Linked DNA regions of Homo sapiens: regions 1 and 3 are each linked to region 2. A link is a loop called in an ENCODE intact Hi-C map of the cell type or tissue named here. Cell type or tissue: heart right ventricle. All regions are shown on one strand. Links, peaks and the distances in the headings refer to the core of each region. The heading gives the core; the rest is flanking DNA. Region 1 overlaps LOC112268413 (a long non-coding RNA gene). Region 2 overlaps LINC01819 (long intergenic non-protein coding RNA 1819). Region 3 overlaps LOC112268413 (a long non-coding RNA gene).

The links. A loop is a pair of places that touch in the nucleus more often than their neighbours do. Peaks named below come from ENCODE experiments on the same cell type or tissue, not always from the same donor. Only the 100,000 strongest peaks of a DNase experiment are listed, where the experiment ranks them.
Region 1: it touches region 2 in a loop (2.4-fold over the local background); 13 of 110 quality-filtered maps call a loop at or near these places.
Region 3: it touches region 2 in a loop (2.5-fold over the local background); 52 of 110 quality-filtered maps call a loop at or near these places.

What each region holds. Positions count from the first base shown.
Region 1 is chr2:42,948,373-42,958,752 of GRCh38, forward strand. LOC112268413 (a long non-coding RNA gene) reads left to right here. Exons shown (of 3, transcript XR_002959381.2): 2 at 4,718-4,830. Among named protein-coding and RNA genes, the nearest start is that of LINC01819, 86 kb to the right of the region's middle. In heart right ventricle, for the core only: a CTCF peak has its summit at 6,497; no DNase peak of the experiment used is centred there; H3K27ac peaks cover 3,374 bases.
Region 2 is chr2:43,018,172-43,028,551 of GRCh38, forward strand. LINC01819 (long intergenic non-protein coding RNA 1819) reads right to left here. Exons shown (of 6, transcript NR_110585.1): 6 at 9,682-10,014. Among named protein-coding and RNA genes, the nearest start is that of LINC01819, 16 kb to the right of the region's middle. RefSeq lists enhancers at 8,016-8,832, 8,833-9,648. In heart right ventricle, for the core only: CTCF peaks have their summits at 4,243 (motif pointing left) and 6,495 (motif pointing right); a DNase peak (open chromatin) is centred at 6,520; H3K27ac peaks cover 1,671 bases.
Region 3 is chr2:42,970,853-42,981,232 of GRCh38, forward strand. LOC112268413 (a long non-coding RNA gene) reads left to right here. Exons shown (of 3, transcript XR_002959381.2): 3 at 330-1,304. Among named protein-coding and RNA genes, the nearest start is that of LINC01819, 64 kb to the right of the region's middle. In heart right ventricle, for the core only: a CTCF peak has its summit at 4,386 (motif pointing right); DNase peaks (open chromatin) are centred at 4,389 and 4,738; H3K4me3 peaks cover 913 bases; H3K27ac peaks cover 2,611 bases.

The DNA of each region.
Region 1 (10,380 bases), core at 3,597-8,596, 70 kb before region 2:
CTTAAGATTCAAGCTATAGATGCTGGAAAGAGGATCTGTCTTCCTCTGAGATGCTGAGTGATGACCAAGAGAGTTGGAAGCTGCTGGAGCCATTGCCCAAGGATATGAGGAAGAAGCTGTTGGGGGAATGAAACTAACATGTAAAGGTGGCCATAGAGCTGGAGAGAAAATCATACTCCACCATATTGTTGTTCCAATCTTGCCTGAAGTCAGGTCTTCCTTCAATTTCCCCAGTTACAAGGGCCAGTTAATTATCTTTTTTTTTGTGAGACGGAGTCTCACTCTGTCACCCAGGCTGGAGTGCAGTGGTGTGACCTCGGCTCACTGCAACCTCTGCCTCCCGGGTTCACGCCATTCTCCTGCCTCAGCCTCCCAAGTAGCTGGGACTGCAGGTGCCCACCACCACACCCGGCTAATTTTTGTATTTTTAGTAGAGATGGGGTTTCACCGTGTTAGCCAGCATGGTCTCGATCTCCTGACCTCGTGATCCGCCCGCCTCGGCCTCACAAAGTGCTGGGATTACAGACGTGAGCCACCACACCCGGCCAATTATCTTTTTAAAAATTTTGATTCAGTTTGAATTTCTGTCACTTAGAGCACAAAGAGTTCTGATTAATAATTATTGGACTAATATTTACTGAGCCCTACTGTGAGCCAAAAAACTGGGATAAAATAGTGAGCAAATTAGACACCAGCCCCTAGGATCCCCTGTCCACCATATACAGATATATGTGACAGGTAGGTTTGATGCCAATGAGAAGTTGTTGAGAAGTCGGGTCTCATTTTTCCACTTTCTAGGTTGCTGGCTTATCAAGATAAAGGAAGAAATATTTGCTTTTTCCTTTACCCTTCTGGAGCACCTGGCCTTTGAGTTCTTGAGGTTTGAGATTTCCTTATCACGAGGAGGAAAGTAACAGTCTCTGGTCTGTGTTTCCGGCTGAATGGAGAAGTTGCCAGGCCAGGTGGGCTGCCCCTGTGATTTGAAAGGCCTACGCCCCTTAGGAGGTGGTAAACAAAGTGTCAGTCAGATTTGGCCAGGGGAGGGCCATGGCCTTCAGGGCTTGTGAGGCTCTTTGGACTGAAGGCGAGAGGTGTTAGGGGTTTTGCAGGGGCCCCAGAGATCCGCCCCCATCAAGTGCTGCAGTGGCAGGGCCCTGGATGTTGGTGGGGGCTGCCCTGTGCCTTGGAGAACTGCGCCCAGATGCCCAGTCTCAGGAACCTTGAGCAATGCCCCCCAGGTCAAGCCTGCCTCAAAGTTGCCCTAATCCCTCTACTGTCTCGTGGGCAGCACTGGGGACAACCATGGTTGACAGTTAAGTCCCTACTATGTTAAAAACACATGTTTTCATGGGTGGGGCAAACTCTGGGGTCTTTCTGCATCACCTTCTGCATCAACTTTCTATAACTTTGACAAAGGAGGGTTTTAGCCAGATGCAACTTAATGTGGAACATTTAAGAAATGTAACATTTCTTGAATCCTAAATTTTGTGGCATGATATCATTTGTAATATATTTAATTACAAATTGTTGCAAACTATGAGGGGAAGTGACTGGGCTCCATGAATCCATATAACAGGAGGATCTGATCAATTCAGGGGCATAAATATATTTTGCTCAGAGGGACTAGCTCTAGAAAACCTCCTAGGATGCATTTAGGCTTCAGTGAAATGGAGTTTAGTTCCTGAAATTTGTTTTTTACCAAGACAAATGGTAACAATCGCTTAGTTACGTGCAATTGCTTTAGGCTCTCTTGAGCCTCGTTGTTCAACATCCCAGAGGAAGACAGACCCCCTCCAGCATCCACAGACAAAATTTAAAGCAAGACTCTGGTTGGTATCATCAGGTCACATGTCCCTCTCTGAACCAACCAAGCCAAGAGGATTGTGTACTTGGAATGGCCAGCCTAGATCACTTTATTCAATCCCCACAACCACCTCCTGGGGTAAATATCATTAGCCCTCATTTTACAGATGAACAACTGATGTGGAAATAGGTTCATTTACTCCTCCAAAGTTGTGATGGACAACCTCACCAAAGTTATCTCTTCACAACCTGAGACTGGGTTGTGGGAGTGGGGATGGAAAAGATTCTGAGAAAGACTTTTCATCTCTGATCAAATAAGAAAAGCACATAAAGAGAGCTCTTGCCACATTGACCATCACCCTACATCCTGACTTTGGAAGGAGATTTAAGAAGATGTGATATCTGGAACTGTGGCAGCCATCTTGAGACCATATGGGGATGAGGGAGAGAATTTAGAGGCATTGGCATCTTGGAGTTGCAAAGCCAACTTGAGAATTGCCTGCCTCTAGACTTTTTTTTTTTTTTTTGAGACTGAGTCTTGCTCTGTAGCCCAGGTTGGAATGCAGTGGCGCGATCTCTGCTCACTGCAAGCTCCGCCTCCCGAGTTCATGCCATTCTCCTGCCTCAGCCTCCTGAGTAGCTGGGACTAGCCTGCCTCTAGACTTCTTAGTAGGCAACCACTTTTATATTGTTTAAGTCCCTGTTAGCTGAAGTTTCTGTTACTTCCAGAAAGACTCATAGGCTCTGTTAGAGGCCCTTTGAGGGTTGGTGGGCTGGCATCATCCTTAGAGTATACGTGGGACCTAGAGAGGGTAAGGACTTGCCTGAGGTGTCCTGATGTGGAAGAATGTGCTCTCTCAGGGGGTGACTGAGCGAGGGGGGTAGGTGGTTAGGACAGGGGAACCCCTGGGGCAGGGTGGGACAGTCTGGGATACCAGGAGAGGAGCAGCGAGCCCAGCAAGTGTCTCAGCAGGAGGAAGCCTGCAGGCCTGGAGTTGGAGAAGGCACAGGGAAGGTTTGGAGGGACTTTGCCCAGAAGCATGCATGCAAACTTGCAGGTGAAACAACAAAGGCAGACCCCTTCCAGCAGTGACTTCCCGTGGCTGTGCTACAGAGAGCCTGCAGGAAGGAAGGAAAGGCAGTGGCTGGGATTCAACTGTGACTACAAGGACCTAAATTTAGATCAGACATCCAGGAAGACACCAGGAAACCCGCTAATGATGATCTCTCACTCCATGCAATGCTTTGTCCTGTGCAGGCACATCCAGCCACAGTTTCTCATTTGACCCCTGAATAGTCCTTTGTGGAAAGCCAGGGTGAGAACATCAACAATGGCACAAAATCATGTGATGGAGTAAGGGTGAGAACCTGGTCCCATGAGCCCCAGTCCCATGAGGTCTCTCTCAGCCATCTCTCTGGACCAGCTGCAGTGCCGGCTTTCTGGCGGGGAAAACGTGGCCTGGATTTGTAGCACTTGCTGATTTCCATGGTGTAAATACTCCCACTGTGGCTGATTTTGTCAATGTTTAAACAACTTTCTTGAAAAATTACTGGCATTTAACAATGGCTCTTGGAGCTGGTATGAATTTGCTCCAGCACACATTAGGCCCTGCCAGCCACGTACTCGCATCCAGTGTCCTGGCCCCCTGCCCTGTTCTCACATCCAATGTCTTGGTTAAGGCCCATGGGCCTGTCTCTCTCCTGACCTGACCCTGGCTTAGTGTTTTGGCTTTTGGCCCCATAACCTGAAGCCATCACGTGTCCCTAGTTTGCTACCTCTGCTCCCCGGAGTCCTGACTCCTACATTCCTGCCTCTGGTCCCTCTTAGTGTCCTGCTGGGTGAGACCCACTCCCTCCTACCTCAGCCATGGCTGCCTCTGGCCATTGCCTGCCTCCCTGGAAGGGCTCCAATGCTTCACCATAGGGGCTAAGATGCTACTCCATGACTTGGGAATGGGATGTCTGCATGGTTGCAGATGAAAAGGTCCTGGGAGCTCTGATATGGTTTGGCTCTGTCCCCACCCAAATCTCAAATTGAATTTCCACATGTTGCTGGAGGGACCCGGTGGGAGGTAATTGAATCATGGGGGTGGGTCTTTCCCATGCTATTCTCATGACAGTGAATAAGCCTCACGAGATCTGATGCTTTTAGAAATGGGAGTTTCCCTGCACAGGCTCTCTGCTCGTGTCTGCTGCCATGTGAGACGTGCCTTTCACCTTCTGCCATGATTGTGAGGCCTCCCCAGACACGTGGAACTGTTAAGTCCAATAAACTTTCTTTTGTAAATTGCCCAGTCTTGGGTACGTCTTTATAAGCAGCATGAAAACGGACTACTACAAGCTCCTTCCGAATTTCTTTCATTTTTTTGAATGCCCCACTCTTCCTGTACAAGCTCTGAGACCCCCTTAAAGACTGGCTTCCCTCCCACCTGCCTTCTTAATTGCTACCCTCTCCTCTACCTTGATTCATTTATTCTCTTTCCTTCACTGAGAGAGACATCCTAATGTCCCAAGCTGACCTCCAGCTCCTCCAGCTCTCGGAGACCCTCTGTCTGTCCTAACCCTCCCCTCCAGATCCATCCATCTGGGGTCTGTTGTCCTGTGCCCCAAACCTACTCAGTCTCCTCTGTCTGCCTTAAGGTCTTATCGCTGTCCCACGACCCAAATTCTAACCACTACTACCAGGGCTTAGGTCAGCCCCACCACCTCCCAGTCCCACCCCCTAAAGTCCCACTGGCACTTCCAGCCCAACTCCTCAGCATGCTCAAGTATCATTTCCTCCAGGAAGCCTTCCCTGACCTCCTCCCTTCTCCTCTCAGAGCTGAGTGTCCTACAGGTGAATCCTGTGCAAACCTTGATTGTGACTCCCCTCCTACTGAGAAACAGCCATTGACTCGCCGGTCTCTCCCATCAGGCCATGGTTTTGCGGGAGGAGGAGCTACGTCAGTCTGCCTTGGAGCTCAGCACCGTGTTTGGCCCATGGTAGATGCCCCACAGAAAACACAAGCGGCGTTGAGGGCTCCTGTGGTGAGTGGTCGTTTCTCTTTTAGCATGCTAAAAGCACTTCCTGTGGGAGTGCCTCCGAGCCCCTCTACTTGAGTGGAAGTTTCTCAAGGCCAGGACCCTGTCCCGTTCCTCAGGGCCCCTCCCCACACGGAGTTTCAGGCAGGCCCTGCTGCTAGGCGCCACAGAGGCTGGGCAGGGTGAGGGGTGTGTCCTGTTTCTCCAGGCACACTCGGTGGTTGACTGATTAGTCTCAAGAGGCAATTAAATTTAAGAGAGGCTTTTCACCTGCTCACAACTCCTCACCCTATCTGATTATGATGTTATGCCCCTTGGAGGGGCAGAGAAGGGCAGTCATTAAAAGACAAACATTTGGGCCAGGCGTGGTGGCTCACCACAGTAATCCCAGCACTTTGGGAGGCCGAGGCAGGCAAACCACTTGAGGTGAGGAGTTCGAGACCAGCCTGGCCAACATGGTGAAACCCCGTCTCTAGCAAATATAAAAAATTAGCCAGGTGTGGTGGCATGCTTCTGTAATCCCAGCTACTCGGGAGGCTGAGGCAGGAGAATTGCTTGAACCTAGGAGGAGGAGGTTGCAGTGAGCTGTCCAAGATCATGCCACTGCACTCCAGCCTGGGCAACAGAGCAAGACTCCATTTCAAAAAAAAAAAAAAAAAAGACAAACATTTGAAGGGGCTGTGTGCTGTCTGGGAAGCCAGATGGCAGGACAGCCACTTTGGTTTTTTATTTTTATTTGAGACAGGGCTGGAGTGCAGTGGCGTGATCTTGGCTCACTGCAGCCTCAACCTCCCAGCCTCAAGCAGTTCTCCCACCTCAGGTTCTTAAGAAGCTGGAACTACAGGTGTGTGCCATCAGGACTGGCTAATTTTTGTATTTTTTGTGGAGAGGGGGTTTCACCATATTGCCCGGCTGGCCTCAAACTCCTGGGCTCAAGCAATCCTCCCACCTCAGCCTTCCAAAGTGCTGAGACTATAGGTGTGAGCCGCCACGTGTGCCCCCCTCCCTTTTTTGGTACAGATGAGGTCTCACTATGTTGCCCAGGCTGGTCTGGAGCTCCTGAGCTCAAATGATCCTCCCACCTTGGCCTCCCAAAGTGCTGGGACTGCAGGCATGCGCCACTGCGCCAGGCCAGGCCAGTCACTTTAAGCAAAAGCAGCAAGACTGGGAGCTGGGCAGGCCAGCTCCCAAATGACCTGCCCCACCCTGGGAGCTGGCGCTCCACTGAGGGGTCAGAGGTCAAAGGGATCTTTGAATTCATCTAGGGGGCTGGGGACAGCTCATGAGAGTGAGGCAAGCTCTCTTCTGTGACCCCTCTACCTACTGAGCAGCCTCCTTAGCAGGGAATAGGGACTCCAGCTCCCAGCTGGAACCCATGAGCAGAAATGTTCTTTTGGTTTTCCTGTTGGAATCCCACGAGCAGGAATGTTCTCGTGGTTTTCCTGTTGGAATCCTTCAAGCAGGAATGTTCTCGTGGGTTTCCTGTTGGAATTCCATGAAAAGTGCTTTCATTCTTCCAGCCTTGTGCCCCTGAAGTTTCAGGGGCACGGAGTCCTGGGGGATCCCCAAGCCCGGCCCCTCCCAGCGTTTGCCCTTGGCCTCTGGGCGTCTCATTAGCGTGGACACCCTCTGGAGGAGGAACTCTTCATCACATATGCTGTTGCCACCGCCAGGATTTCTGAGCTAAGCTATGGTTGTTTCTATCCTGCTGCTATAAACTGAGTCCACCAGAAAGTGGCCAGTCCGGATCTGGGGTGAGGAGGTGGGATGGGGTAGTGGTTTGAGGGAAACACAGTGCCTGAATCTGAATCTTGGCTACCTGCTAGCTGGCCATACCATGACCCAAGACGCTCTAAGCCTCCGCTTCCTCGTCTGAATGATAATAGAATCTATGCTGCAGAGTTGCTGATGGGAATAAATGAGATAACTCTCCCATTACCTGTCCCTGAGCCCAGGACTAGGCTGTACCTGCCTCACCTTGGTGTGGTCCAGCCACTCCCTGTCTTCAGCTGAGCCAAATTTCTCCTTTTTTCTTTTTGAGATGGAGTCTCGCTCTGTCGCCCAGGCTGGAGTGCAGTGGTGTGATCTCAGCTCACTGCAACCTCCACCTCCCGTGTTCAAGCAATTCTCCCATCTCAGCCTCCTGAGTAGCTGGGACTGCAGGCGCCCGCCACCACGCCCGGCTAATTTTTGTATTTTTAGTAGAGACAGGGTTTCACCATATTGGTCAGGCTGGTCTCGAACTCCTGACCTTGTGATCCGCCCGCCTCAGCCTCCCAAAGTGCTGGGATTACAGGCATGAGCCATCATGCCCGGCCAAATCTCTCCTTTTCCTTCTCAATCCGTCATCCATCCCACAACTTCATATTCCTGGCACCCCTTCCTGCCCCCAAGAGCTCCAGCCAGGTGTCAAGGGTCACAGGCAGGTCCCCAGGAGCCCTACCCCTGACCCCACTCACGTGCAGATAACTCTCCTAGCATGCTTGGCTGGCTGAGGGGCCTTCTTTGGGCCTTGGGTGTTTGAGGAAAGTGGCCAGAGGCCCAGGCCAGAGCAAACTGCTTAGATGGCTTATCTAACTCTACTGAGGCTCAGCTCCTGGGACAGTGGCTCAGTGAGTCCCACCATGGCCCTTTGAATGAGAGCGGCCGGGAGAGCTGCCCTACCCACTTCCCCTGCCCTCCTTCATCTTTGTCTACATCTGCATCCTCATCTTCATCCTCCTTATCTTCAGCCTCGTCCTCCTCATCCGAGCCTCATCCTGCTCATCTTCAGCCTCATCCTCCTCTTCTGGGCACTTGCATATTCACTTTCTTTCTGAATTCCACAAAAGTCTAGTTAGGCAGTGGCGCATAGACCACCTTCCTCATTAGGAAAGAAACCGACACCCAGAAGGAATAATAATGCTGAAAGCACACCTTTTATGTTAATGTAAACATTTTTGGGATAGGTAAATCCAAAACCCTCACATGATGAATTGTTAAAGAAGTGTACAAAAAATTAGCTGGGCATGGTGGCGGGCACCTGTAGTCCCAGCTACTTGGGAGGCTGAGGCAGGAGAATGGCGTGAACCCGAGAGGCGGACGTTGCAGTGAGCCGAGACCACGCCACTGCACTCCAGTGTGGCCGACAGAGCGAGACTCTGTCTCAAAAAAAAAAAAAAAGGGGGGGGGAACAGTTCAGAGTCCTGCTCCCAGCCCCGCCCCTTCCACTTCCCCACCTCCCACGAGGTAACTTTGTTTACTGGTTTCTTCTGCATCTCCCCAGAATGTCCTTATGTAAAATCCGAGCAAAAATGACCATGTGGTCTGATCTCTCTGCTTCCCACCCAGATGGCAGCATGCTATACACGCTGCTGTGCTGTGCTTTTCCCCACAGAATCTCTCCCCATCAGCTCCTAGAGGGTGCCTTCATTTGTTTTATGAGCACTGACCACCTGCATTGAGCGTGGCGGTCAGGCATTGTGTGTGACGGTCGGGCATTGTGCTAAGAGATCTACGTGGATTACCTTATTTAATCATCACACAAACCTAAATGCAGAGTGTGCTAGAACCATCCCCCTTTACAGATGAGAAAACTGAGGGCTGGAGAATTTGCATAGTCCGGGTCACATGCCATCAGATTCCAGAAACAGCGCTGTCATTCTTGCTGCCACGAGGTTCTGGAAAGGCCAGCCTCTTGATTTTTTTTTCTTTTTTTTGAGATGGAGTCTTGCTCTGTCGCCCAGGCTGGAGTGCAGTGGTGCGATCTTGGCTCATTGCAACCTCCGCCTCCTGGATTCAGGCAATTCTCCCTGCCTCCGGCTCCTGAGTAGCTGGGACTACAGGTGCACACCACCATGCCTGGTTAATTTTTGTATTTTTAGTAGGGACGGGGTTTCACTATGTTGGCCAGGCTGGTCTCAAACTCCTGACCTCAGGTGATTCGTCCGCCTCAGCCTCCCAGAGTGCTGGGATTATAGGTGTGAGCCGCTGCGCCCAGCACCAGCCTCTTGATTTTTTTTCCAACCCTCACTGGGTGGTTTGAATGCAAATGCTAATTGGGTTCAGCTGAAAGCCACAGTTGAACCAGTGACCTTAGATTGTTGATTAACACACCAATTGCACCATTTTACCACTCACAAAAGGAACAGGTCAGAATGCTATCTAAGTGGTTACAGATATGTGTCATAGTTTCACCAGATTCCCAACGTGTAAAAATGGTTATCCTTATTTCCTGGATGAGTAAAAGGAGGCTCAGCAAATTTAAGCCAGGATTGCAGCTTGGGTCTTGGGACTGCCTCTTAGTGGCCCCCATGGTTGGCTTCCCTTCTCCTACCTTGGCCCCTGAGATGCGGGAGGGGTTGGCTGCCAGGGCCCCTCTCGCGGGGGAAGGTAGTGGGGTGGGCCTGGCTCCCCAGATGGCCACAGTGGAGACAGGGCAGGCACTGGGTCAGCCCAGGTGGGTGGGAGAAGGTGCCATTGAAGGCTGGTAAAAAAGGGGTGAAGTGCTGTCACTTCCTTCCCAACTTGGGCCTCCTGCAACAGAAGGGCGCCGAGCCCTTGTGGCGATCCTGAGGGCACTACAGCAGCTGCTGAAAGTGATTCTTAACCAGGAGCTGGCCCTCAGGGGCAGCCAGCATCATGGCCTCTCCCTGGTTCCCTGCTTGCCCTAGACATGTGTTAAGGGCTCTGGGTGGGCCCTAAGCCCCAGCTGCTGGCTCATCTGGCAGCCACTGTTCTTCTCTTGGCTCAGCTTGACCATCCCATCAAAGGAAAAGCATGGCATGAATGGGAAGGCTTAGGGCTTGGCAGGAGACTGACCTTGGCTCTCAGAGTGGGGAGCCCTGGAGCCAGGGAAATCTAGCAGGAGGGATGGCCTCAGGTCCTTCAGGGGTCCTGGATACGGTCAGCACTGGGGGTGCCACTGGTGCCATCCAGCTTAGGGACATATGGATTCCTTCTCTCAGACTCCTCTGCCTGCCCCCTCTGCTCTCCTTTCCAGCGTTCACAACCCTGCCTCTCCCCGCGGAATGCCTGACTCCACACCACATGCATTAAAGCTGCCATCTGTACCGCCCTCATGGTGTGCCAGGCATCCAAGTATTTTACATACACACACACACACAATGTCAGTCAATCCTTGCAATACCCAAGTGAGGAAGGTATTACTACCATTATCTCCGTTTTACAGATCAGAAAACTGAGAAGTGAAGAGTATAGGGAAGTCTGCGTGGCTCCGGCCAGGCTGCTGCTGGAGGACCTCTACCTTCTCACCCCCAAGGACATGGGCATGGTGTTGATGGAGAAAGGAAATGGCTCACTCCGGGGGGTGTCCCTCATTCTGGTCCTCTTGAGCAGTCACTCTTCCATCTGTCCTGATGGTCATGGCTGGGAATCATGGCTGGGAATGGGGTCAACAGAGAAGAGCTTCCTCCCTCTTCTTCTTCCTTTATGTCTTTTCATCTCTGCCCACTCTCTACATCTTTTCCTTTCTCCCTTCTCACTTTATGTTTCTTTTATCTGCATTTCTCTCTCTCTCTCCCCGTCTCCTCTCTCTTTCCCCCACACCCCCGCCCC
Region 2 (10,380 bases), core at 3,593-8,592:
GTTTCCAGTGCATGGGAGCTGGGAGCTGACAGGGAGAGGAGGGAGGGCAACATAGCAGGAGGCAGGAGTGTCAGTGGCGCAGGGTTTTATAAGAGGTTGGGAGTAATGTGCTGGAAATGACAATGAGGAATAATAAGGCCAAAACTCCACATCTTTTAGCCCTGAGGTGCAGAGAATGTGAGATTAAACAGCCTCCACTTGGAGGTGGTGGTTCAAGGCCTGGAGGAGGAGGCAACATTCCAAAAAGAGCTTGAAGATACAGGGGAGTGTGCTGACCGTGGCGCAAGAGCTCCAGCATGCATTGTGCAAGAGCAGAGGGGAGGGGCAGAGCCGATGGGGCAAGCAGCACATCAGGACTCAGCTTCGGCAGAGAAGGAAGTCAGTCGGGCTGTCCTGGGAGGGGAGGTGACCCCAGGTCTCATGGGTGGTCAGTCTTGGCTACACCTCACAAGCTACAAGTGGCTGCATGTTTTCACAGTGGCATGGGTGTGGAGGGGTCAGCTGTCAGCATCTCGCCCCCATGCTATCATGTCACCAGCCCCATTTGTCCCTCGGGCTTAATGTACCCCACTGGAGAGAGAATCAAAAAGTCACTGCTCCTTCCTTGGCTACAATGCTGGTGTCAGGGGAAACCAGTGTGGAGAATTGTTTTGGTTAGCGGTGGGGACAAAGGCCTAGCCTGGAAACCGAACACTGTCTTCCTGCTGGCTCAGGTGGGGCTTGTGGGCTCCTGTGGCCCTGGGACTCCCTGGGACTTCTGACTCCGGTCTGAGGATAGAGGCACCATTTTGGCTCTTAGGGAGCCCCCAACTAAGGGAGGAGGCTTGAAGGAAAGAAGAAGGGGTGAAGCCAGCCACTTGGGAGCCAAGGAAGGCTCTAAGAGAAACGTGGGCCTGCTTGCCATTGTTCTTCAACACAATCAGCACAGAAAGAAAGGAAGAGCCCAGCCCAGCCTCAGCCTGTTTTTGTGGTCCTGAGGCAACGTTTCCTTCTGGATTTTCCCAATTGGGCTCCACTCAATTATGCTTCTTTAATTATGAAAGCTTGGAATGAGGGTGGGGCATTGTTAGACACAGAACCATTCGATGACTTTCTGTGCCCCGTCTCTTACACTGGCCTATAGCACGTCACAGATACTGCCTCTCCCCAATCTCAGGAGCCCAGGACCTATCACACTAGTGTTCTTTTGCCCTCTGGCCCTTTCTTTTTCTAATTATATATTTTAAAAACTGTTTTAAAAATAACAGAGACGAGGTCTCCCTATGTTGCCCAGGCTAGTCTCGAACTCCTGGGCTAAAGGGATCCTCCTGACTGGGTCTCCCAAAGTGCTAGGATTACAGACATGAGCCACCACACCTGGCCCTCTGGCCCTTTCTTTTTCCTCCCTTAGGCCACAGAGGATCTGGGTGGGATCCTAGGGCTGGAACATTCCCAGGTACCAGGAGAAGAGCAGTTCTTCCTGAATGTTCCATTGCTCAGCTCTCGGTAACTGGGCCTCTAGTTCCCTGTCTCAGGGGGAGACGGGCTGTTTGCTGCGCTAGCCCTTACGTTAATGCGAGGAGCACCACTCCCATACTCAGTGGAGGAGGGAGCGATACCTTCACATTTCTCCATGGCTCCAGCACTCAGGACCCCCAGCAGATGAGAGGGCCATGACCTCCACTCCATAGCAGCTCCTGAGCTGAAGCAAAGGCTGCTCTAACCCGTATGCAAAATCCTTTGAACATACCAGTGGCATGGAGTCAGGATAGAGGGGGAAAAATGAAATTAACTTCTCAGGTTAGGGTGAGCAGATCTGGCCCTGTTAGGTGTCTTGCCACACTCTCAGCAGAGGGGAGGCTGGCCACAGGCAGAATTTTTCTGGATTTGGATGCAGGGAACAAAATTAGTCCTCACACAAGAGATAGAGTTTCAGCCCACAGCAATGTGTACCAAGAGAAGGTCCCAAGATGTATTAATTAGGATATAGACTTGGCTGATATAACAGAGATCCAAAATAAGAGTGGCTCAAACAAGATCGCTGTTTCTTTCCTCTTGTGCAACAGTCCAGGCATAGACAGTTTGGGATCAAAATAGTATCAGGCACTTGTACTTCTTCTAACTCACTTACTGATGTGCCATCCCTCTGGTCCTGCCCTCACCCATAGGATCCAAGATGACACTCCATCACATAGGCTTCTAGCCTGCACGAAGTTGGGGAGAGAGGGCCCCAGAAGCAGGTTCTCTCCTTTTAAGGACACCATCTGGAAGTCACAGACAATGCTTTTGCTCATATCCCATTGGCCAGAACTGTTAGACATGTAGCTATACTTAGCTGCAAGGGAGCCTGGAAAATGTAGTTTTTATTCCAGTAAACACCTTTTGGTCTATGAGAGAAAAGGGAAAATTGTTCTGGGGGCCAACTAGCAGTTCTGCCACATGAGACCCCAAGTACACAGCAAGAAGGTTCTTGGATTTGTCTGCCATGTGCCCCACTCCCCCTGGCCACAGGGGCAGGCAAGGGACTCAATCTGGGAAAATGACCTCTGACCACAGCAATTGCCCAGAACTGGACACATGATTCAAGTGGATCCAATCAGGGTTCTTCCTCAGGCCTTTTGCTTTTCTTTTCTTTTTTTCAAAAAAGTTGAAGGCTGGGCATGGTGGTTCACACCTGTGATCCCAGCACTTTGGGAGGCCAAGACGGTGGATCACCTGAGGTCAGGAGTTTGAGACCAGTCTGGCCAACGTGGCAAAACCCCATCTCCACAAAAAATACAAAAATTAGCCGGGTGTGGTGGTGCACCTATAATCCCAGCTACTCGGGAGGCTGAGGTGGGAGAATCGCTGGAACGTGGGAGCCAGGGGTTGCAGTGAGCCGAGATTGAGATTGCACCACTGCACTCCAGCCTGGACGACAGAGCAACACTCCATCTCAAAAAAAAAAAAAAAAAAAGTTGAGACAGGGTCTTGCTCTGTTGCCCAGGCTGGAGTGCAGTGGCATGATCATGGCTCACTGCAACCTTGAACTGGGCTCAAGCAATCCTCCCACCTCAGCCTCTGGAGTAGATGGGACTACAGGCACGCACGACCACATCCGGCTAACTTAAAAAAAAAAAAAATTCATAGAGACGGGGTCTCACTATGTTGCCCAGGACGGTCTCAAACTCCCCTCAGGACTTTTTCTAAGCAAGCCTGGTAGCAGACAGTACAATTTCCTTTCTGGTCATGAGACTGTGAGGATGTAATGCTGAACCGACCACAGGCATTATTCCTGCAGGGGAAGGAGGGTGCACAAAGCCCATTTGCGGAAGAAAGGGTGTTGCTCACCTCTGAGAGACAGAGAGAGAAGAGACAGGAGGTGATAGTCTGGTGGGTGAGTAGGCCTCATTCTGGCCTCTTCAGGGCCTGCTCTGTCTTTGCCCTGCTTGAGCCAATAGTCAACATCCCCCTCTCACCAAGCTGATTCAAGTCAAGTTTGAGCCATTCGCAACCCTTAGTACTGCAAGCCGCGTTTTTTTTTTTTTTTTTTTTTTTTTTTTTTTTATCCCTGGGGAAATGAGTGAATGGCTGGGGGACACAGCTGAGATGGAAAATCTGGAAGGAAAGTGCTCCAACCACGCCGTCTCTCTCCCCTGCACATGTGCCCTGTGGCACCTCAAAGTTCCCTTCACCGCGGAGGCTGCTGGGTTTCTCCGCATTTTCCCATCCAGCCCCGCCGCCGCCTGCCATCCAGCCCTCCTCCCAGGCTTGCTGCAGCCGGCCCAGCTGCGAGGGGGCCCGAGGACGGCACTGCACAAAGGCCCCATTCTCAGCTGGCGGGGGCTGTTATCAGCCCAGCCTAAACTGTGAATCACCTGCATCTGTGGGCAGCCCTGTGGGTGGGGCTGCTTGATTTCCCCTCTGGGCCTCCCTTGGCCAGAACCTGTGAGTGGGGGCGGACTCTCAATAAAGGTTCATTGTTTTCCATCCCCTCTGCTATCGGGTTCTGTGACTGCCTTCCCGAGCCCCTTCCTCTGCTCCTCATTCAGCCTCTTCTCCCTGGACCCTGGCCCTCTGAGCACCATTCCACACCCCACCTCACCTTGATTATCAGCAGAATCCCTTCAGGAGAGCCCAGGTGGTGACCCGGGAAAGCAGGAGAAGGGCATTGGCTGGCTTTGCCTCCAGGGCAGTCAGAATGAAGGCGGATCTGAACCGCTGGCTGGCTCCCCAACTTACTTGAGGTCCCCCACTGACTGCAGACAGCAACCAAGCTGTCCTGGGCCTGTGGTGTCACCTGGTGGTCAGCCTTGGAACTTGTCTGGGAGGTTGGGGGGGGGGGGGGCGGTCACACATGTTCCGTAATCTCTCTATTCTTCCCTGTTTTTTGTTTTTGTTTTAAACTGTAATGGGTTCAGTTCTGCTCATTCTTCCTCAGGCCATCTTTAAAACAGAAATTCCAAATCCCAGAGCCTACTTCGGTCATCTCCCTTTCTTCCGACCTTACCCCAATTACCTCAAGAGGTCCTTTTCCCACTGTATGTTCAGTCTACCCAGCCAACGTGCTGACTGAGACAGGGCAGGCCCACCCCCAAGTCAAGAAAAAGGCAGACTGAAAGTCAGAGAGATAACTAGAATGATGAAGAATAGAAGTTTTCGACTTCAAAAGCCCTTGAAAACTTTCCTTCAGAATGCCACACCCATCTGCCCATCCTCCTGTTAAGAACCCTGCTTTCCTTCAAGCATCAGTTTTCAAGAGAAAATAGGTTGACTTTTCCAGATCCGCATTGTGATTTTTCCATTTCTACTACAGGTCTTGCAACAGTAGGGTTTTCTGTCCTTCCCGTGTAGCTGAATGGCAGCCCAGCTTTGAGATGGGTTTAATGGGCATTTATTATGCCCCAACCTGGAAAACTGAGCCCCATTCATAACCCTGAGTTCTCGACTTTCTATTGGCTCATTGTGTGAAATGCCAAACCACTTCATAGAAACATTTTGAAATCTAACCCATTGGAAAGTCGGGACAGCCTGACGAAGATATTTAAAGGAAAGGTCATGAGATGCTTTCTGAGCAGGATGGTGGCTGCTGCTTCTTGTTCCTGTTGCCATTTCAAACAGGCTAGTATATGAGAACTATCTGATTTCCCCAAAATGGAAATCCTGATCCTTGAAGAAGTCTTGAGGCTTCCGAAATGGGTTGTGCCAGTGGCCTAAGGTTGGGGGAACGAGGTGTGGAGTGATGAGTTAAGTAGCGATGTGAGCACAGAGACTAGGCAGAGAGGATGTGAGGAGGCCGGGTTGAGTGGAGGATCTGGAGAGAGTTTTAGTGCCAAGACTGGAGACAGACCCAACTGACTTCTACCTGACAAGAAGGGCCCAGTGGAAACACATGGAGACTCCAGGCAGGTGAATAATTTCATATCCTACCAAAGCCATATTCTTTTACTATGTTCCACTTTAGTGTAGCAGAAACTGATCTGTGCTTGGAGGAATGAGGGAGTAGACAGAGAAGAGGGTCCCCGTTACCAAGTAGGCAGAGAAGAGGGTCCCTGTTAGCAACACTCCATCTCCTCTGAGCGGTTCAGCTCTCACCCCAATGAGACAAAAACTCTGCAGAGACCTTCCCCACCTTCCTTAGAGACTGACTGCTATTATACTAGCCTGCTCTTTTGGGGGTATCCCTAATCACCCTATTGCAAACCACTCATTAAAACATGCAACTGTCCCATAGAGGAGTTGCAGATATGGTTTTCTTGGTCTCCTTTTATTTCCAGTGATGTTGGAGTGCCTCCGAAAGATGGCACCCTGGGAAGCTTCTGGGTGCTGGGCACTGAGCATGTTATCTCATTTCATCTCCCTGCCAGGGCACTATCATAAGCTCCATTCCACCTGGTGCAACTGAGGCTGAGGGCAGTTAGGTTAGCTGCCCAAGAGGTTAAGAGCTGCTGAGAGCTGTTGAGAGCTGCCATCCTACCTTGGAGCTGAGATCTGAATTCAGCTTCATCCATCTTAGTCTGAAGATCTTCACTTCCTCCCCTTCCTGCAGGACAAAATGGAAAGAAAAAGCCCTTGAGAACAGGAGGGTAGGACCTATGAGGGGCCATAGGGGGTGGAGGTTCGAACAGGGAGCTACGAGCCCACTCAGATATCCAGTGGGCAGCAGGGAGGAAGACTGCCTGCCCAGGACGGCCACAAAACAGCCCTGGGGGGGTGAGGGGGGTGTGAGGAGCCAGCATGGGAAAGTGAAGGAGCCTTGTTCTGTAGAGGGAAACCCCCTCCTCCGCAGCAGAAACACTAGAAGTGTCCACTGATAGAACAGGGTGGGCCTGGGTCAGCAAAAAGCCCAAGAGAGATCTTTGCAGGAGAAATCTCTCCTTCGGTGCTGGAATTGGAGAGTGAATAAAGTCCTTTGGGCCAGGTGGAGTCAGCAGTGCCGAAAGCCTGGGAGGTGGCCCTGGTTGGTCCCTCTTTTCCCATCTCCCCTCCTTCAGCTCCAGAGCCAAGGAGGGGCTGGCCGTCCGTTCCTGGCCTCACCAGCAGAGGTCTCCAGAGCAGGGAGCAGAGGGCTTGGGGTGGGGGAGGGAATGGAAGGATGCCCTGCACCTTCCGCCCTGCTCACAGATGTCCAGGGGTCCACTGCATGGGTGGTCTTGACTCATGCATAGGTGTGTCTGTATTTGTGTGCATCCGTGTGGGGGTATGTAAGTGCGGGAAGTGGGTGTATGTGCATTTATGGGTGTGTAGGTGTCTGTGGGTGCATGCATGTTTGTAAGTGTGCTGGGTGGTGTCTCTGCGTGTATGTTTGCCCATTCCATCTTCGCACATGTTGGCACTGCTTGTGGCCCTGCGTATATCTGTGTGCAAGTGAGTCCTGCATCATTTGTGCATAGTTGTCTATGCTTGGGCTTGTAAGGAGAGAGGAGAAAAATAAGTGACCTGGGGAAGGGGATGCTTTGACATCTCAACATTCTAGGAGGCAGGGATGTGGGGTCGTCTGTACTGTCCCATGTCCACACACACTGACCCAACCTGGCCACCTCCTGCCCCTTCCTTAGCACAGACCCTGAATTTGTTTGTTAAAACCTCATTTACAGCAGGTGTTGCTGACAACCAGTTCCCAGGAAGCAAGGCCTTCCAGAGCGCTCTCTCGCTCGCTCTCGCGCTCTCTCTCTCTCTCTCTCTCTCTCTCTCTCTCTCTCTCTCCCTCTCCCTCTCTCTCTGTAGCTGGTAAACATTATTCTCATTGTTGCGGGGGGCAGTGGAGCCACAGAGTATGGTGGGAGGCAGAGAGCTGCAGTGGGGGAACCACATGCCCATGGCTGACTCACCCATGGGTGAGCAAAGGCAGTGGCCATGAGGGAAAGTGCAAGGAAAAGCCCTGGACAAGGCCTAGCTCTGCTCCTGGCCTGAGGCCCTGCACTGGAGCTCAGTCAGTGCTGGGGGGCAGGCAGAAGGGAGGCCCCTTACCCATGTCACGCTGAAAATCCTTGCCGCAGGGAGTAGGGCAGAGTCTGGAGCCTACCACATGATGGGAAGGTGTGTTTACTTCCCACTGCTGCTGTAACAAATCGCCACCAACTTAGCGGCTTAAAGCAACACAAATTTATACAGCTCTGGAGGCCAGAAGGGCAAAATCAGCATCTTTGGGCTAAAAACAAGGTGTTGGCAGGGCTGCTCTCCTTCTGGAGGATCTAGGGGAGAACCCATTTCCTTGCCTTTCCCACTTCTAGAGGCCACCTGCATTCCTTGGCTTGGGGCCCCTGCCTCCATCTTCAAAGTCAGCTGAGCCTGGGCAGTATAGTGAGACCCCATCTCTACAAAAATTTTAAAAATTAGCCAGTGTGGTGGTACACGCCTGTAGTTCCAGCTACTCAGGAAGCTAAAGTGGGAGGATCACTTGAGCCCAGGAGGCAGAGGTTGCAGTGAACCGAGATCACACCACTGCACTCCAGCCTTGGCAACAGTGCCAGTCCCTGTTTCTAAACAAAAACAAACAAATGAAATCAGCTGCACGTGATATCTTCAAGTCTCCCTTCTGTCTGCTCGCACATGCCTTTTCACTGCCTTTGACCTTCCTGCCTCCCTCTTATGTGGACCCTTGTGATGATGTTGGGCCTTCCCAGATAATCCATGATAATCTCCCCATCTTAAGACCCTTAACAGAATTACATCTACAAGTCCCTTTTGCCTTTGAGGTGACATTCACAGGTTCTAGGGATTAGGATGTGGACATCTTCAGGGGGCCATTATTCTAACAAAGAGGACAATCACAGACAGACTGGCAAAAAGGGGTGACATTCCTATTCCCCCCATGGTTTCACCCATTGAGGACCCGCATTCCTGCTGAAGAGCCCGCTGGCCCTGGAGGGCTTTCCCCTGTGCTTTCCCTCATGGCCACTGCCTTTCTCCCCGACACGGGTGAGCCAGCCATGGGCATGCATTTCCCCCACTGCAGCTCTCTACCTGCCTCCCACAATACTGGCCCTGGAGTGAGCAGCTCTTGGCACCAGGAACTAGGGCTCACTGGCTGGGTAAAGGGTCATTGTCCTCGCTTCCTACCCTCCCAGCAGCCCGTGGCCAGGCACCAGCTATGACCCCAGCTCACACCAAGCCCTTGAGCCCCTAAACCCCTGAGCCTCCCTCATCCCCACCCAACCGGCTCCACATCTAGCCCCCGCCAGACCTCAGGCTTGTGTCCACTCTCCCTGAACGCTCCTCTCTGGCTCTCCCTCAGTCCCCTTACCCCTCTGGATTCCCGTCCTGTCACGGCCCCCACTCCTGGCCCCAGAGGCTGTCTGTCTCTTCCTGACTGTGGGGCTCCACCCTGCTGGCTTCAGGCCCCCCAGCCCTCTCCACATGTGCGAAAACCACATGCATGGGCTCTCTTCGGCTCGCCACAGAAAGCCCAACAGCAGGACCCAGAGTGAGGAGGATCACGCACGTTAGCCCAGCCGGGCCAGTGCTGGGGGGCCTGAGGGCACTGCCAGCCCCCCAGATGCCTTACAAAGCCAAACTCCCATCGTGGTCAGCCTCACATCTGGGATAAGGCTGGAAATTCCAATGGCTCTCGGCTGCTAAGAAATGTGTTGAATCTTCCCAGAGATTTGGTGGAAGTGGGAAGCATTGTGTGGTAGGGGTGGGGCCACTCCCGCCATAGGACTCCCAGAGCTCTGGGGAAGTCCAGATGGCACAATGTGTCCACAGTGGCTGTGTTGGTTCCCCCCACCCCCTCTGCCTAGCTCCCCGCCCGCTGAAGATGAAAGGTGCCCAGGGCCAGGGTGCAGCTCATTTCTCGCTGGCACCCACAAGTCTGTCTACTGGTGTGCATGTGAAACTCTGACGTTTCTGATAGAGACTTGAGTTATTTTTTCCTGGAGAGAAAAATGTTGACATGACTTTGGAGGATTGTCTGCCTAGAAAATCCCCAATGCACGAAGAAGACAAGTTCCTCCCCTTCTCACACACGCACCCCTGCGCACTCACGCACATTCCCTGGAGGCCCTGGTCTGTGGGCCTCCTTGGGGCCTCACCTCCGCCTCTAGCCCACGTCCATCCCGTGTGCGACAGGATTCCATAGAGCTGGGGCCTGCAGGGTCCCGGAGCAGGATCGGCCGCTGGCTAGTTCTGCGTCTCTAGGTGGAACCTATACTTATTAGGTTTCTGCAGCTGCTGTAGCAAATCGCTACTAACCAAGGGCCTTAAACAACACACGTTTATTCTCTTACAATTCTGGAGGCCAGCAGCCCTTAAATCAGTCTCAATGGGCTAATGTCAAGGTGTCGGCAGAGCTGGTTCCTTCTGGAGGCTCCAGGGGAGAATCCACTTCCTTGCCTTTTTCAGTGTCTAGTGGCCACCTCTATTTCTCAGCTTGTGGTCCCTTCCTCCATCTTCAAAGAGCATCACTCTAATTTCGGATTCCTTCATCGTGTCACCTTCTTCTCTGATTCTGACTCCTTCTGCATCCCTCTTCCAAGGACACTGAGATTAGGTTGGGCACACCTGGGTTATCCCCATCTGGAGATCCTTGATTGCACGCGCTAAGTCCCTGTTGCCCTGTTAAGAGAACATATTCACAGGCTCTGGGGATAAGGATGTGAACGTGTTTGGGGGCCATTGTTCAACCTTCCATAGCCAGTGTCCCTCTCAGGGCCTCAAGCTTCAAGGGACAGTCTCCCTGGGCCTCTTCCAGCTCTGATGCTAAAACAAGAGTCTCTTGCCTTATCGGACGTCTGGTCAAATGGGCACGGCCCCTCCCCTCTCTACTCAGTGCTGAGTCCTGGGACTCGTCAGAATGGAGGTCCTCTCTACCCTGCAAGCAGCCCCAGGAGTCTGATGCCCTGATCTGGGGCCCTCAGCCCTCAGCCCGTGCTGAAGGAGATCCTCCATCTGTGAAGAGTTAACCCCAGCCCAACTTAGTTT
Region 3 (10,380 bases), core at 1,876-6,875, 49 kb before region 2:
CTTTGCCTCACTCCCAGGGCCTTTGAGAGAAGGGGTGAGAACAATCATCTTGAGAGTAAACAAGGGATCCCCCTGGAGGCTCCAGGAGCAGGTGGGTCCCCTTGGATGATACTGAGAAGTCACAGGCAAGGGTTCCCTGAGCAGGCCCCAGTTCAGCCCTAGGGTGTTTGTGGTGTGTCTCTAGTGTGTTTGGGGTCTTGGAATCAGCTTGTCTCTGGGTCTCTGCATGCAAGTGTGTGTGCTTCGGGTATGCATGTGTTATAGAAATAGCACTTATAAAATAGCAAAGGGATGTATTTTCACTTTCTATAATTCTCGTTCTCCTGTAGCCCTTCAGGGTGAAGGCTAAGGTGACGTTCATTGCCCGGGGAAGTAAGTGTAGGGTTGAATCGAAGCAAGTCATCCAGGACGGATGAGGTAGGACGGGATGGAGAGATACAGCTACTGAACAGCAGGACTCAAGGAAGAGAGAAGGTGAGAAGCAAAAAGCTCTGTCCCTCACCCCAGTGGACACTCAGAGGGCTGTGTGGGAGACACCCCAGCCACATTTGCAGCTAAATTTCACCGCACAAGGTAGGTGGAATTTGACTCTCAGATGACAGCTGTGGGGAATTTCAGTGAACTCCTTTAAGAAAGCAGTGATTGAGGAAGGTGTAACACATTATGGCGCTGCCCAGGAGGTAGTTTAGAAATGTCTAAAGAAGCAGTCTAGGAAGTGGCTCTCGGAACTCTGCCTCTTCTGGAGGGGTAGAATGCAGCCAGGCGGTCCTAGGTCCCAGGGAAAGGGTAGAAATCAAGGCCACAGGCCAGGTGTGGTGACTCACACCTGTAATCCCAGAACTTTGGGAGGCCGAGGCAGGTGGATCACCTGAGGTCGGGAGCTTGAGACGAGCCTAACCAACATGGAGAAGCCCCGTCTCTACTAAAAATACAAAATTAGCCAGGCATGGTGGCACATGCCTGTAATCCCAGCTACTTGGGAGGCTGAGGCAGGAGAATCACTTGAACCCGGGAGGCGGAGGTTGTGATGAGCTGAGATCACGCCATTGTACTCCAGCCTGGGCAAAAAGAGCAAAACTCTGTCTCAAAGAAAAAAAAAAAAAAAGAGAAATCAAGAACACAGAGGTAGGATCTGCACCACCAGCCTTGTGCGGGGACCACTCACTTCATCAGTACCCCTCTCCATCCCCAACCATCACCAATGCCACCAGGGATCCCAGGGACCAGGCCCGACCAGCCCTGTCCCATTGTGTGTGGGGAAGGTATGTGGGAAGAATGCAGAGAACTCCACACCGACCTTGAACTCCTCTTCCCACCACCATGAGGTCTGTAAATGTCTCCCTGCACCAGGAAGAGAGACATCTGGCTAGCAGAAGAGGGAATAGGGAGAAAACGATGAGTATTTTGCTGAAAGGAGATTTGCTTGAACATGCAGAAATAGAGAAACCTGTAGTGGGCAAGTTAAAGATTTCTTTTCTTTCTTTCTGTTTTGTTTCTTTCTTTTCTTTCTGTTTTGTTTCTTTTCTTTCTGTTTTGTTTCTTTTCTTTTTGTTTTGTTTTTGTCGTTCATTCATTTATTGCCTGTCAACAGCAGGAAGTATCTCATTAGATCTAGATGAGAAGAGTACAAGAAAAATTAAGAAAGACGCAGGTTTTACTCACTTGTGTGAGTCGTAGTGTGTGATTTTCAACTCCACCACATACATGTCTGCACAAGCTTGTCTGGCCAGCTTTGTACTTTCAATTCCACTTGTGAGACTTTTCTTTGAGACTTGTTGTGTGCTTTGCTTTGGCCAGGAGTTGAGAATCATAAAATCACCAAATTCTGTATTATCTATTGTAGCATAATAAATTACTCCAAAACATATCTTCTAAAAACAATATACTTGTTTTATCTCATAGTCTTTCTGTGGGCCAGGCATTGGTAAACAGAGTAGTTCCAGCTCAGGGTCTGTCGTGAGATTGCAGTTGAGATGACAGCCAAGGGTGCAGTTATCTGAAGGCTCGACTGGGGCTGGAGGCTCTGAATCCAAGACAGGCCTGCCAGGTTGTTCTTCCTGTTGACAGGAGGCCCCTGTTTCTCACCACATGGATCTCTCCACAGAACTGCTTGACTGTCCTCACGGCATGGCAGGTGTCTTCCTCCAGAATAAGTTATCTGAAAGAGCAAGACAGAAGCCTCAGTGTCTTTTATGACAACCTAGCATTGAAAGCCACACCTAAGGGCCAGCTGTGGTGGTTCACACCTTTAGTCCTAGCACTTTGGGAGGCGGAGGCTGAGGCAGGCAGATCACCTGAGGTCAGGAGTTTGAAACCAGCCTGGTCAGCATGGGGAAACCCCATCTCTACTAAAAATACAAAAATTGGCCAGGCGCCGTGCCTCACGTCTGTAATCCCAGCACTTTGGGAGGCCAAGGTGGGTGGATCACCTGAGGTCAGGAGTCCTAGACCAGCCTGGCCAACACGGTGAAACCCCACCTCTACTAAAAATACAAAAATTAGCTGGGCGTGGTGGCACTTGCCTGTAATCACAGCTACTCAGAAGGCTGCGTAGGAGAATCGCTTGAACCCGGGAGGTGGAGGTTGCAGTGAGCTGAGATTGTGTCACCGCACTCCAGCCTGGGTGGCAAGAGTGAAACTCCTTCTCAAAAAAAAAAAAAAAAAAAAATACAAAAATTAGCTGGGCATGGTGGTGCACACCTATAGTCCCAACTACTCGGGAGGCTGAGGCAGGAGAATCACTTGACCCCAGGATGTGGAGGTTGCAGTGAGCTGAGATTGTGCCACTGTACTCCAGCCTGGGTGACAGAGTGAGACTCTGTCTCAAAAAAAAAAAAAAAAAAAAAAGCCACACCTCCCCATGTGGTCCAGGCTTTCCAAAAGCTTATGGTATTGCAGGGTAGATGTAAAGTCCCTAGTGCAAAACAAGATGTCTGAGGTCCAAGCAAAGTGATTTGGGCTTTCTGAGGACAGAGTGAGCTACCCCAGTCAGGCAGCCAGGGAGGCTTCTGTGAGTGGGCAGAAGAGCCCCCGCCCCCCATCCTGCCCTGAGTGGCTCTTCCCTGGAGAAGGAGACTTGGTAACTGTAAACTGGTCAGATGGGGAAGCCTTTGGAGGCCTGGCCAAGTGAGGGGGCTGGTTTCTGTCTGCTGGGTGACAGGGGAGTGTGGCGTGGCTACAGAGAGGCTGCTAGGGAGCTCCCAGAGGGAAGGCAAGGTAGGGTCCCGGAGGGACTTAGAAGTGAGGCAGGAAGGGAGAGACAGGGCTCAGAGAGGGAGAGGGAAGGCAAGAAATCGAGGGCTGGACCAGTCTTCTACTTGGTCAGCATGCCATTTTTCTGGGCTGTCATCCCTGACCACAGATTCATTCATTCATTCATTCCTGTATGCCTGTCAGGTGCTGGGGTTACAGAGACAAAGGCCAGGTCCCTGTCCTCAGAGGTCACAGTTGAGTAAGGGATGATACCCAGTACAGGGGTGACATCTGTGAAGTGTGATGGGTGCATGGGGAGCATACATTGCTGGGAGAGGGCTGGGCTGGTCAGAAGGTGAGGCCTGGGCTGCTTCTTGCAGAGGTATGGCAGGCACGAGGTATCCCTGGTATGAGGTACCATCAGGCACAGGTGGGAGAGTGCTGAGAGATGGAGCTGGGAGGGCCAGAAGAAGCGTGGCTCTGCTAGTTGGGTGGGGTGGTTTGGATTTCTTCCAGAAGACAACAGAGAGATTATGCAGGAATTTAAGCAGTGGTGTGGAGGGATCAGCTCCATGGTTTAGAAAGATTAGCTGGGCAGTAGAGAGAAGGTTCTAGAAAGGGTGAGTCCAGGAGGAGACAGCAGTAACCCAGGCTATGCATGCAAAAAGTAGGGATAGGAAGAGGTGAAAAAGTTCCAGAAGTCTTTGGAAGGCCTGGCAGCCTCCAGTCATGCCTACAGGCTGAACCCAGCCCAGCTCATCTCAGATAAAGCATCTAATTCAAGTCCTACACGGAGCCCAGGCCTCTGCTCTGAAAAGTCTCTTGACCCCAGCATTCCAGCTCGGGACGGGCCCAGCGAATCCCAACCCCAATCTGCCGTCCTCATCCCAGAGGAATGCTCAGCCTACTGGACCTTGGCCTTTCTCTGGGGGACGGTGAGGCCTGTGACGGGGGAAGCCCTGGGGCGGAACTGGCAGTCGTGGGGAGGCCCCCCAGGACGCTGTGGCCACGGGGGCGGCTGGAGGAGAGGAGGCAGGGGGCTGGGGGAGTGAGCCAGTAGGGAGCCGGGCAGCACACTGGCCACCTGAGAGGTGTGATGGGGGAGACAAGAGGCGGTGATTCCTGGGGTGGGAGTTACCCCCTCCCCCAATTCTCAAACCCCCGACAGGAGTGAGCTGCGCTGCCCACTCCCCGCAGCAGGTGGCGCCGTCTTGCTGGGATTGGACTTGCGGGCCTGGCTGGGAAGCGCTCTGTGGAGAGGGACGCGACTGGAGCGGCTGGGGGGCAGCCGTCCTGCGCCTGGGACCCTCACGGGGCCTCCCTGCTCCAGTCACTCCCGCCCGCCTGCCAGCCTGTCCCCAGCTCTCCTGCGTCTCCACTCTGTCCCTGTTGCCCTTCCTGTCTTCCTCCAGCCCTCCAGTCCTGCTTTCGGCTGGGGTCCCCGGACAGGGTCTGGTCAGCTGGTTCACTCCGAAGCATCCCTACCGGATAAGGGAACTCTCAGCCCAGCCCAGCGGGCGTTTGGCCATGGCGTGGCACCGTGGGGGGCCTCTCTAAGCAGCCCCGACTCCCAGGGTTTGCCTACATTCTATGCCCTCAGGAGGTGTTCAGTGCCCCGAGCTGGGGCTTGGGGAGGAGGGGTTCCTAGGAACATATATATGAGAAAGTGTCTCACTCTGTCACCCAGGCTGGAGTGTAGTGGCGCGATCACGGCTCACTACAGCCTTCACCTCCCAGGCCCAAGCGATTCTCCTACTCTGTCTCTACAAAAAATACGAAATTACAAAACATACAAAAAAAAAAAAAAGAAAAAAAAACTCACAAAAATTAGCCGGCCGTTAGTGGCGCATGCCTGTAGTCCCAGCTACTCCGGAGGCTGAGGTGGGAGGATCACTTGCGCCCAGGAGGTGGAGGTTGCAGTGAGCCGAGATTTGCCCACTGCACTCCAGCCTGGGTGATGGAGTGAGACCTTGTCTCAAAAAAAAAAAAAAAAAAAAAAAATCTGTAACCCAGGCTGTGCATGCAGAGAAGTAGGGACAGGAAGAGGTGAACAAGTTCCAGAAGTCTTTGGAAGGCCTGGCAGGAAAAGAAAAAAAAGGAAGGAAGGAAGGAGAGAAGGAAGGAAGGGAAGAAAGGAAAAGAGGAACGGAAAGGAGGAAAGGAAGGAAGGAAAGAAAGAAACGGGGTCTTACCATGTTGCCCAGGCTGGTCTTGAACTCCTAGGCTCAAACGATCCTCTTGCCTCAGACTCCCAAAGTATTAGCATTACAGGCATAAGCCATGAGCCCAGCTCCTAGGAATCTTTGCTATGGCAAGGGGGCTTACTAATGAATGACAAAATAAATTACAACAGCTCTTGGGGAACATGCCTAGCACCTCTCAATCTCCCATCTTGCGTCAAGAGGGAAACCTGAGGGGCCCAGGGGACTCCCACTGGGCCTCCCGGCCCTGCTGGTTCCCCTTCTCTCCCCACTTCTTCTTGGGGCTGGGTTCCACACTTGTCACAAAGGAGGGGAGTGTCCCCCTTGCCAGTGGACAGATCTGTGTGGGCTGGTGATGGCAGAGCTGGCCTAGGTAGGGCACTGAGTTGGGGGTGGCTGGTGGGGGTAGTGGGGCGTGGAAACAGGATGTCCACCGCAGGCCCCTCTCTGAAGGAGCTGGTGAGGGCTGGAGCGCTCAGGAGGGAAACTTCCATAGTTTCTAGGGTAGAGTCCTAGGGGCAGAGGGAAGGAAAGGGTCTGGCTGGTGTGAGTGGTGGCTGATCCAGAGAGGCTGTCGCCCAGCCCAGGACCTGTGGCTCCCAGCCTGCCCTTCTCCCCAGGTCCTGCACTCCCTAAGGACAGCTGCCATCATTTGTAGACTCTAAACTGGTGTCATTGCTTTGGTAAGAATGAGGATATTTATGAGACAACAGAGCAGAATATTTGAGAGAAGGGCTGTCTGGTAGCACAGAGGTGTCTGTTCCCCTGGGACACCTGAACTCCGATACTACCTGCCCCCAAGTTGTCACTCATTTCCTCCCCTCAGCTGGGGTGGGTGGGAGGTTGTGTGGGTCCCTACATCTCAGTTCGATTTCAGCCTGAAATAAAAAGCCAACTTGTCACCCTTAGTCTTCCTAGGGATGGGATGCCTTCCTTGGAAAGAGCTTCTGGTTCTGCTTGAACTTTTAGGTGGTCAGTGTAGCATAGATGGTAGTGAGTTTATGTTGACTGTGAACTTTTGTTTCAAAGCACACCTGGGCAGAGACAGGTGGGTTGATGCCGAGAAGGCTGAGAGGGAGGAAGTGTGAGCCAAGGGAAGAGATGAACGTGTGTCTGAGAAGGGGGGGACCAGGGCAGCCCGGCAAGAAGAGGCCGTCACTGGCAGCCGCTCTGTCACTGCTGGGGAAAGAATGCCCAGGGCGCTCTGGCAGTGAGTGTGGGGCTGCCACAGGGAGGAAGGGCTGGGAGGCTGTGGGGAATGCACTTAAGGCTGGATCAGGAGGCAGTCAGAAACGTCCAAAACCTGGGGGCATGCTGGTGTGGGGGAGTGGTGGGCGGGGAGAGGAAGGGATGATGATGAGTTCTCAGACATCTTGGGCAGCCAGTTGGAGGGAAGCTGGGCTGGCAAGGCTGACTTTGGGAACTGCTTTGTATCTGGAATTTTCTGACCAGTGTAGAAGTTGTCTCCTGAGTTGCTGTTCTGTAAGAATGTATTATATAACTTCTTGCCTAATTTGTGGCTGAGGGTGGCATTGCTGATAAACCTACTAACATGGCCCCTTGAGCATGATAGGGGTAGGGAGTTGAGGCTCCCAGCCCACAAGGAGCTTCCCATGCAGCTGGTGAGGCAGCGCAAGTGCTCAATGAGATGCGAAGCTGCAGAGAAGCGTCCATGTGGGAGGTGCCAAGAGGATGGGATCAGGGAGGGCTCAAAGTGGACTTCTTGGAGGAGGAAGGAGATTCTCAGATGGAGAAAAAGGACAGGTTTCCAAGATTATGAGAACACTGTAAGCAAAGGCACCAAGGCGTGGAAAGTTTGGGGGATGGGGAGAGATGAAAGGACACTAAGCTTTGCATACAGAAGACACTCAAAGTAAGGAAGGAAGGGTAGGAGAGTGGGAAGAAGGAAGAGGGAGCTGAGAGCTGGTCTCAAAGGGATGCGGGCAGGTCTCTGGTTTGACCACCCCCCATGAGCCAAGTTACAAAAGCACCCTAGCTTGAGGAGCCCCACAGTGGACCCTCAGCTCACCAGCCTCTGTCTTAGGCTTACTCACAAACATGAAGCTGGAGCTAAGAAACAGGCATGTGACTGCCTGCCCACCCTTGTTTGTCCTCCTCTAGGGCCTAGTGTCACCAGTGCCTTGCTGGGTAGCAGCTGCTCTAGTTCCCTGATGGAGATGGGGCTGTTTGTCACTCTGGGGTGACTGAGGGGCCAGTAACCCTCCACCAAGATGGCAGCACAGCCAGACAGGAGGGCTTTTGTCTCATCTTGATCCTCCTGGGAGGCCTGGCCATGGCCCGAGTTTGCTCAGTGTTAATTATTGACCAGGTACCCAGGGACAGGGCCCCGCTGTCCAGCTGGATGGAGGGCACATGGGTCTGGGGCCTGGGCCTCCCAGTGGATGGAGGGCACATGGGTCTGGGGCCTGGGCCTCCCAGGGCATCAGGTGGGGCTCACCTGGGGCCAGGGGAATGGAGGGCGCCGGCCTTGAGTAAGGATCAAGGAGCCCCAAATGCCTCCCCCACTGCTCCCCAAGTCCAGGATTAAATGTGGTAGAAAGTGCCCAGGCCAGGGTGGCTGGAGATTCTGCATGGAGAACATCCTCATTCCTACCCTCAGAAGGACAGGGAGGAGGGGGAGAAACACCTTTACCCCAAAAAGGAAGGAGATGGAGGACAGAGAGAAGACCCCAGAATGAAGGTGTGAGGGTCCCTGAGCTGTGTGGAGCTGCATGCTTAGACCCGGAGTCCCCACCCGGAGCAGCACATGGCCACAGACACCCTCCTCAGGCCCTCTGATGGAAAATGCCAGCCCAAGAGGGTGTCAGGAGAGCTGATTCATTCTAGGCCAGAGGGAAGAGGGATGAGAGATCCCCCAGTCCTGGCGGGACCATGACCACCTCTGGTTTCTGGCCCTGTGTGAATATGGTCTTGTCCACCCCATCAGGGAGGCCTCAGCCAAGAGCAAGGAGGAAGGTCCACAAAGGGCTGTGTATCAAGAGGCAGGAGGAGAGGAGAGAGAGTGAGTGATGCTGTTTACAGCAGGACCAGCTCTAGTGCTTGTTATATGCGTACGTGATCCTGTTTGATCATCCTAAACAGTGATGAGAGCAGGGTGCTATTACTATGGCCATTTCATAAACGAGGAAACTGAGGCATAAATCGGGCCACTTGTCCAAGTCCTGGAGCTGGGAAACAGCAGAGCAGGGGCAGTCTGATTCCTGACCTGGGTCCGGTATAACTCTGTTATCTGCAGGGAGCAGGGCAGAGGGGCAATGCAGGAAGGGGAAGGGGCTCCATGCAGCTGCGGGTTGCAGAGAAGAGGCCCAGCGAGACCAGGCCTCTGGCTCAGGGCATGCCTTTGAGGTGGAGGTGGGGTGGGAATCTGGCTTCTTCTCGATAGGGAAGGAGAATGTGTGTGCTGGCCTCTGGGTGTCAGGCAAGTGTGTCCCAGGCTGGCTTGCTCCCACAGCCCCCACCTCCTCTTCCCCTGGGGCTTTACCGGTGAGAAGTCAATATTGATGTTTTATGACCCAAGATAAACACACATTTTTTTCCTCCCATGGAGGGTTTATCTGGTCTAGAGGGTTAATCAATGACCACTTGGAGGTGGGGGAAGCCTCTGAGAAGAAAGCAGCTATTCAATTCCAGCCCTTTACCCAGCCTCTCCCCTTCCCTCCTCCCCACTACCACCTCCCCTCCCACCCTCTAGTGGGGACTGACCTGGCCCTGCAAGTGGGTGGGGGCAGGACATTTGGGAATCTGAGGCTGGAGTCCATGTGGGTGCGTTCAGGGGACTGTTAAGTAGGATGCATCCAAGGAGAGTGTCCCTAGAGCTGTGTTTGCCCTGAGCACGGTGTTGGCAGGGCAGGTGGGCCCTGCATGTGGCTGTCATGGGACCAGCCTGGTTAGGAGTGGGAAAGAGAAAATAAGTCTCGTGTCACAGAGCACTCAGAGATGACACAAGATAATGCGGGTTGCTCCTCTTGAGAACAGGGGCACTGGAGCACAGTGTGGGGCCCGACCCTGCCTCTTACCTGCTGTATGGCCTTGGACAGGTGGCTTCACGTCTCTGGGCCTCAGGTGCCTCCTGTCTCCTCTAGGGTGGTTTTGAGAATCAAACGAGATCCTGTACTTGCAGAGGAGAGAACGCAAATGGACTGTCGCCTCCTCTGCCTTCCTTGGGAAGAGCATCATTCATCTCAGGGCTTGTTAGCCTTCTGCCTACAGAAACACAGTGATGGGTCAAGGGTTTAGAAAACTGAGGGCCCCTGAATATGTACGGCTGAGATGAAGCAAGAACTGAACAGATCTGCGTAATAAAGCGAAAGGAATGCTAATGCTGATGCTGTGAGGGCCGCTCAGGAACGCGGTCAAGGCACAAGAAATGGATGAGAACAGAGAGATACCTGGCATCAGGAGAGAGAGGGAGGCTTAGAGAATGTGGTGTGGGGCAGAGTAAGGACCGGCCAAGAAGCAATGCCAGGAAGAGATTCCCTGTGCTGGGGAGTGACCAACATGTTTTGAAGATGTGATATGTGTTCTTGAAGTTGTTTTTGACCTTGTGCTATAATCACCCCCCATTCCTCCCGAACTTGACCAAACGTTGGCCACACACAAGAGCCTTGGGTATGTGGTTCATTGGAAGGGATGAAAGAGAGATGGGCGTCAGCTTAGAGAGAGGCGGTTCAGAGAGCGGATAGCAGGCACAGGCTGACAGCCACAACAAGGAGCAAAGTGACCTTGGAGAGCCCATTGAATTGAAACGCTCACCCCAAAGAACCCTCAGGGATTTTGGAAAATGGAAGGTGATTCCACAAAACCGGAGAAGTTGAAGACATGAAAGCTAGAGGCACCTTAGTTAAATAGATAAAGGGTGCTTTAGACACAAGTTGCACTATAAATGCCCATTATGATGGAATTGAGTCATAGTCTGAGAAAATGGAACTTGAACATATGTGGTCACTTATGCTTCTGGGCACTTGGC